Linked DNA regions of Mus musculus: all the other regions are linked to region 1. The links are chromatin loops, found by intact Hi-C in ENCODE. Cell type or tissue: left cerebral cortex. All regions are shown on one strand.

Region 1 (2,500 bases):
GCATGCTCCCACCACACTAAAGCTCCAAAGCGTCGATCTCCCAGGCACCCTACTTGGTGTCACCTTGACTTTGTGCTCAGGACGTTTTGTCTCCTTCCTTCACCTAACTTTCTCCTGTTCTTAAAGTTAAGCAGGTATGGCTAGCTGACGGAACCCCTCCTTGTCAGTGTTCCATTCCTACCCAGGCGCTAAGGGAGCTGATTGGAGGTCCCCCACAGTGCCAGTACAGAGCTCTGCGCGGCTTTTCATGCTTCTTATTCTGTTTTTTCTGAACAGTTTTTAGTTCTAGGGGCCACATGAGGTTAAGCTACAGGCCTCATGGTATTTTTGTGCCAAAAGTCTCCAAAACAGACTTTTCAGCCAATGTCAAAACAGCTTTATGTGAAATTATTTGACAGGGGGTTCAGTACTGAACATCTAAATTCTGTTCTGCACTTTAAAATCACAAATTCTTAATATTACACTATTATAATATTTTATATTTTGACTAATCAGTGCTTTTATTCACTTCAGTGACTGTATTTATTCATTCTGGAGGTTAGACATCAGTATGTGTATATTCCTGTCTTCCACCACGCCTACTAGAATACTCAAAGTAACTCTTTAGTATTTTAAATTTTAATTTTTTTCTCCTTATCAATTTGCAGTGAGCATGTCCACAGCACTGCTCTGTCTTGTTGGCCACAGAGGCCACAGTCCAGTGCTCTCTGCAGCTAAGGAATCTTAAGCCTTGAGCCCCACCATCCCTCTCCAATAGGAAATCTAGGTGTCAAACTGGAGGAAGCAGCCCTGTTTGAATTAGAGTGAGTGATATTGGTGTCAGGGTATCCCTTTTAAAGAGTTAGTACTGACATATTTTGGTCCATTGTAGTTTTCAAACTTTTTCGTCTAGTTTTTCTCATTATCCCTTGTTCAAATGAACTCTTAACCAAGGATGTCACTGTGCATCCTGGGAGGAGAGGGAGGAGACAGGAGGATAGTGGCCACCAGTCCAGAGCCCCAGCTTAGACCCTCCTCCTCATCCCCACCCAACACAGCTCAAGAATCCTCAAATCTCATTTAAAATGCTTTTTAGAAAATGTGTTCTGTGATATGAACTAAGAACTCACCTAAGAACTTGGTTTAAAAGCAGGAACCACTGCTGGTGGAAAAGTGGTTTTTAAGTACAAAGGAAAATGCTCTGCGTTAACGGCTCTTGTTTCAGCCATAAAAGAGTTAATGCACCGAGCAATAAAGGCTGCGATTTGATTCTGCAGCGGGGATAGTGCTCTCAGTCTCTGTCATTTGTGGTTCAGAGAAGGGGGTGGTGTTCTGCATTTGAAAGGACTTTAATGAATGCTGTCAGTGTTTGTGCGAGTCCAGGGTCTGGATGGGAAGGGGAGCAGGGAAAGTGCTGGGGCTGCTTCAGGATAGGTGGATCAGAGTTTGCTCCGATCGAGCGGAGTGTTCCACCGCGTTCATCTTTATTCATTACCCTTTGTTCTTCATAGTCTGATATATTGGGATGAAAGTAAATGGAGATATATATTTGAACGATTTGTTTTCTTTTAAAGCTATTTTTTGGGTACAGCAGGGAATATACTTCTCTTGTCTTGGTTGGATACACAAATCTGTGCGCCGTGTTTTTTGCCCGTTGCCTAGACGATCACTCGGTTTCTCTGAGGATGTCTGGTTCTCGCAAAGAGTTTGACGTGAAACAGATTTTGAAAATCAGGTGGAGGTGGTTTGGCCATCAAGCATCGTCTAACTCTTCCGTTGACAGCCAGCAGGGAGAATTTTGGAACCGAGGACAGACCGGAGCAAACGGTGGGAGAAAGTTTTTAGATCCGTGTAACCTACAATTGCCTTTGGCTTCCATTGGTTACCGAAGGTCCAGCCAACTGGATTTCCAGAATTCACCTTCTTGGCCAATGGCATCCACCTCAGATGTCCCTGCATTTGAGTTTACAGCAGAAGGCTGTGCTGGTGCACACTGGCTGGAGAGACCAGAAGTGGACGATGGCACTAGTGAAGAGGAAAATGAATCTGATTCCAGCTCGAGCAGGTTGATTATTCTCTTACTGTCAGAGACGGGGTGCGGGGTGTGTGCTCTATGCTAGTGGAGAATAACTGACTATTTACTAGCTTATCTCTGTGGTTGTCCGTACATCTGCTTCCCGTGAACTGCCTACATGAATGGCATCTTGGTATGGATACGTAGGTTTGCTAGGATTTGGGAAATGTCTCGTTAATTCTGTGAAATTTAAAGGCACCAAATAGCTTTCATTTTGAAATACCTTGCATTTCATGTATAGATCTGACACTGCCTTGAAAATAGTATGTAGCAGCAGTTTTATACGGTGTTGCCTGGCTGTATTCATCCGGCTTCTGTATTTACACTAAAACTATGAGACATTTCTACAGTATAAATCCTTGTGGTATTTTGGGTTATAATAGATTGTGGAGTCGTTTTAATTTGATAAAAATGAAAGGTTCTATAAAAAGAGATACACTGTAGTTC
Region 2 (2,500 bases), 110 kb before region 1:
CTTCTAGGTTCACACTGGTCTCAGCACAGCATGGGAAAGAGGCCCACTCAGTAACCTGGAGAGTGTTCTAGAAGGGGAAGTATCCCATGTGTTCTGCAGCGGCCCCTGTGTCCAGGTCTTTAAAATGTATTGGATGTCACCATGACCTGATGCCTGTGGTCCTCTGAGTCCCGTCAGCCCGAGGAAACAGAGAGGACACTCCCATTTGAAAGCTGTGGACAAGAAAGGATGCTCGTTGTATCCGCTGATATTTCGTTGGCTGAACCTCAAACATTACAAGAGAAAGGGAAGGAAGTATTGACGCTGGAGAGCTAGCTCTGTGGTTTCAAGTGTGTGCCACAGTCTTGAGAACTGGAGTTCAGACCCTAGAACCCACATCGTGGCATGCACACCCATACCACAGCAGCAGCAGCACACATGCCACAATAAATAGATAAGTGAATAAATAATACAAAGGAATTATTATCAATGATGTTGCTTCAGATCGATTCTAAGACAGACCTGGCAGTGCGGTACATAATCAGTGGGAAAATCTCATCATTTTGTTTCCATTACACTCAGTTGCATTTTTCAAAATTTATTTTTATGGGAAAGGGGCATAAGACACTCTGTGTACCCTTGTGAGGAATGCATGATTAATTATGATTAATTCTTGCGTCCGACTACAATTCAGTGCACGCCGCTGTAGCAGACTAGAGTTAAAGAGGGAGAAGCCGGAACATGCAAGTGAAAAGAAGGCTCTCAGAAGGCCAAAGCCAGAGGGGCTGGCCAGGAGCCACAGAGCAGGGCACATTTCTGCTACCTGCCGAACTGCATGGCTAATGGGTTTTGTGTTGATTTCCTGCCAAGCTTCCTCCCAGAGCCTTGGGCAGGCGCACAGCACCCAGTGATGTGCGTAAACCTTAGGAAAACAAAGCCTGCCAGCCCGGATGCCCTGGCTGACTCCTAGTCTGGTGTGCCAATTTACTAACACATGGACAGTGAAACCTACCCCAAGGAGGACGGAGCTCAGCTAGTACTCCCTCTAGAGGGAGAATTTGAAGTGCAGAATGAGAAACCAGAAATGAACAGCTTTACAGTCACGCCTCATTTTTATTACGATGTTCCATGACCTGTGACCGATTTGGAAATTTAGATTAATCTTCAGAGGATGGCCATCTGTACTTGTTTTGAAGTCTATGCAGAGGGCACTCTCCAAAGAGAGACTCTGAGCAGAGGTGATGTCAGTCCAAGCCGAGGCTCCTCTCCCAAGCTCTCCCTGCACAGCTTCCCAGTTCAGTGACTGTTCCCTCCTGCTGACTGCAGTGCCCTTCCTCCATGTCCATTAGGTCTGATACTGGCTGTCTTGAGATTCCCTCCCCTAGAGCAGAGGTTTTCAACGTTCATCACAACGTGACCCTTTAATCCAGTTCCTAGTGTGGTGGTGACCCCAACCATAGAATTATTTCTATGCTTCATACCTGTAATTTTGCTACTGTTGTGAATCATAATGCAAATATCTGATATGCAGGATATGTGATATACAATCCCCCTTCAGGTTGAGAACTACCATTCTAGACAATGAATTATCAGAAAATGAAAATGTATCTTGGACATTTTTGTAAACTCCGTGTAAGTCATGTCTAATCTAATCATATGTATATATATATATATATATATATATATATATATAGAGAGAGAGAGAGAGAGAGACAGAGAGAGAGAGACAGAGAGAGAGAGAGACAGAGAGAGAGACAGAGAGAGACAGAGACAGAGAGATATGTATGTGTGTGTATATTTATACACACATATATATACATATATATGCATATGTGTTAGATCTTTTATTTATTGAGCAACACAGTGTTTTAAGTCAGTTCTTATGCTTTAGTGACCAAAATGGCCTTAAAGGTAAATGTAAGCAGTCCCGATTATTCAGATAAAGCCAAAGCATGGGAATGTAAATTACCCAAGGTCAGCAGTAAGCAAGTGAGGAACTGATATTTGAGCTGTGTGGAGGGAGTGTTTTTAACCCCTGTGATCAATGGGTTCCTGCCACCACCACTGTTGACCAGGGCCTCTTGCTTCATGTTTATTGTTTACCACACCAAGGATCCCAAGGAAGTACAGATCCTGCTTTAAGAAGGAGACAGTTAGTCCTGTGTGGTGGCTCGTGCCTGTAACTGTAATGAAGAAGCCAGGGCAAGAGAAGTTCAAGTTCAAGACCAGACTGGACTATTTAATCAGTTCGAGGCCAATCTGAACTATATACTGAGATGTAACAGCAACAGCAATAACTACTGAATGGGAAGGACTGAGGCCTGGGAGCCCACGCTGTGAATGGGCAGTAGAGCCAAACGCCCCCCCACCCCCTGCCCCCCACCTCCACACTATGGCTCGCTCAGGAGCTACTGGGAAAACTGGAGGCAGCCATATGTAAATGCTTTCCGTGGGAAGAAACGATGACAGTTAAGTGACCTATTTCTTTCTTTCTATTCCCTTTTATTTTTCTCCAGGTTCA
Region 3 (2,500 bases), 120 kb before region 1:
TCAAGGGTTGGTTTTTACCCAATGAGTGGGAAGGTCTGCTCTGTACTCCTTACCGAATCCCAACTGTGCCAGTGTCTTGGAAATAAAGACTGTCCCTTCTTGGAAATACAGGTGCTATTAGTCTGATGGAGTCCGTGACCTTCAGCCTACTTTGGACTGCTACTCCTTCCCAATTTCCCCACTGAGTGACCCTTTGATTTAGAGCTGTCAGCTCAAGACCTTTCATGGTGTACGTTTGAGGAACTGTAGTGTTATTTTTTTATTTGTTTGTTTGGAGGGCTTTGTTTTGTTTAGAGACACGATCTTGCTAAGTAGCCCACACTGACCTAGAATCTTATGCAGACTAGGCTAGACTCAAACTTGCCATCCTCCTGCCTCAGCCCCCTGAGTGTTAGGATTATATGCCACCATACATATAATCCTAGGAACATATTATACATAGGTTTATACATAGGAACGTATTGAAGGTCATCTGACTTCAATCCAGCCCATGTTAACTGAGCACCTGCCATGTGCTAGGACTTCAAAAAGCCAACAGCGACCACAAGAGAACGATTGATCAGCCATATGACACTTTAGAAAACAGGATGAAGACATGCCTTTCAAAGACGCTGACTTGAGTTTGGAGTTTCCCTGTTAAAAACAGCCACCATGGCAGAAGCCAAAAGGGGTCTGGGAACATAGTGAGGAAACTGAGTCACAAAAGAGAGTGGCTTTAAGGCCACTCAGCCTGACCATGCTGAGTTCATCTTTGGATCCTACCACAGGGAATCTGAACACATTGCTGCCATTCAGGGTAGAACCCCGCAGTCCAGATGGTCTTGTGAGATTAGTCTAGGGTCACAGACTGTGCAGATTGTAATGTCTCTGTGAACTATATATTTATGTCCTTGCAGGTCATGGATTAACAGCAGTCAAAGAAAAGGCAGGGGCAACCCTACGAATCCACAGTGCCAATTCTGCATCTCCCGAAGGGGCCCCAACTGATGCTGAAAACGGAATCTCTGGAAGTGAGTGGCGTGCTCGCCTGGTGTTTTGTTACACCCGTGTGCATGACTACACAGTGGGGAAAAGCCCAAGTTCAGATCAGCAAAATGCATTCTAACCAGGGTGTTATTTCTTGCCATGACAGATGTGACTCCAGATCAGGACCCTGCCAGAGGCCCCCACACTCCTCCTCCACCAGGGGCGGCAGGGTCGAGAGGCATGCTGTCAGCCCTCACCAATGTGGTTCAAAACACGGTGAGTCCCTAGAGGCCTCCCCTGTTTTCCCTAGTGGCTCAGTTCTTTTGATCTTTGCAGCTTGTGACCTAGATACATCAGAGAGAAGGCTGCCTCACTCCTGACTTTGGATTCCAGTTTGTTATGCTTTCTGCTACAGAGTAGCTATAACCTTGGATCTGAAATAATAAGGGCAAGATGAAATGCAGTCTGTGTTTAAAAGAAGAGAGTGGTTTAGAAGATTTTTTTTCCAATCTGATCTAACAGTGTCCCTTCTAGCTGCTTCAAGGACGGCATTTAGGTGAGGGAGGGAACTTGGAGCTGGGACAGCTGTTCTTCCTGGATCAGGTCTCAGTTCTCTTAAAATTGGAAATCCTTCAAAGCAAAAAAGGACTAGTAATGACTCAGGGAGAATAACTCAGAGACCAACCCAGCCATAGCCTCCCTCCTGATCCCTACAGCCCCTTTCCCTGCAGAACCCTAAACGTACACCTGAAAGTCTTATTTTTCCATTGTTTGTTTATTCCTTTTTATTTAAGTTGAATTGATTTTTTTTAAAGACAGATACTCAACCATCTCACTCCTCCAGGAAGCTCGCTATTGATGATAAACATTGAAAGGAAGCAGAGGTACCACAGTGAGAAGAGGAAGTCAGCAGGTCCTTAGCACCAGGAAGACAGGAGTCTACTATGTAGAACAAGCTAACTATATTTTCTAGAAATATGGGCTCGTGCCCTTTTTAGTCATTTATCCATTTGTTATATTAAAGAGAGACAGTTGACCCTTACTGTGTGTGAGGAGCCTCACCAGACTCTGGCCATATAGGCTAATGCTATGTCTTGCCATATTAAGGCGGTTTAACAATGGTGTGTGATGCATTATGGGAAAGGAGGGGATTGTGAATGGCCCCGTAGGTTATCTTACCCATATGTTGGGACAAAAGAGTGCCAGGAGTAAAGGAAGACTGGATAGGGAGAAGGAGGCACACCAAGTGTTAAGAGTCACAACGCAGAGCTGTTCAAGGCCACCCATGAGAGTGGGGGAAGCTCTCTCTGTAACTCGGGTGTAAAAAGCAAACCCATGGCTTCTCACTGCTCCCTTTTTTAAAAATTATTTTTTACATGATCTATTATTGTGTGTGCATATGGTGAGAGGGCACCTATACCATGGCATCTAGATCATGTGAAGGTCAGAGGGCAACTTTGTGGAGTCACCTCTCCCCTTCCACTTTATGTGGGGTTCTGGGACTAGAACTCAGGTCACCAAGTTCACGCAGTAA

Evidence for each region. Peaks named below come from ENCODE experiments on the same cell type or tissue, not always from the same donor. Only the 100,000 strongest peaks of a DNase experiment are listed, where the experiment ranks them.
Region 2: a loop joins it to region 1, with 2.3 times the contacts of the local background. A loop is called at or near these places in 5 of 42 quality-filtered maps.
Region 3: it touches region 1 in a loop (4-fold over the local background); 5 of 42 quality-filtered maps call a loop at or near these places.

The regions. Positions count from the first base shown.
Region 1 is chr5:65,129,733-65,132,232 of GRCm38, forward strand. It overlaps Klhl5 (kelch-like 5), which reads left to right and starts at 1,499. Exons shown (of 11, transcript NM_175174.4): 1 at 1,499-2,044. The coding sequence starts at 1,665. LOC115490189 (a long non-coding RNA gene) reads left to right here and starts at 2,051. Exons shown (of 2, transcript XR_003955931.1): 1 at 2,051-2,500. In left cerebral cortex, no CTCF peak of the experiment used is centred here; DNase peaks (open chromatin) are centred at 1,310, 1,796 and 2,045; H3K4me3 peaks cover 1,554 bases; H3K27ac peaks cover 1,302 bases.
Region 2 is chr5:65,019,107-65,021,606 of GRCm38, forward strand. Fam114a1 (family with sequence similarity 114, member A1) reads left to right here. Exons shown (of 14, transcript NM_026667.3): 8 at 2,496-2,500. It overlaps Gm32374 (a long non-coding RNA gene), which reads right to left and starts at 1,026. Exons shown (of 3, transcript XR_003955930.1): 1 at 992-1,026; 2 at 1-212. In left cerebral cortex, a CTCF peak has its summit at 1,036; DNase peaks (open chromatin) are centred at 847 and 2,437.
Region 3 is chr5:65,004,902-65,007,401 of GRCm38, forward strand. Fam114a1 (family with sequence similarity 114, member A1) reads left to right here. Exons shown (of 14, transcript NM_026667.3): 4 at 897-1,010; 5 at 1,133-1,242. The region is part of intron 2 of Gm32374 (a long non-coding RNA gene); the gene reads right to left. Among named protein-coding and RNA genes, the nearest start is that of Gm32374, 14 kb to the right of the region's middle. In left cerebral cortex, a CTCF peak has its summit at 1,199; DNase peaks (open chromatin) are centred at 1,284 and 1,523; H3K27ac peaks cover 1,210 bases.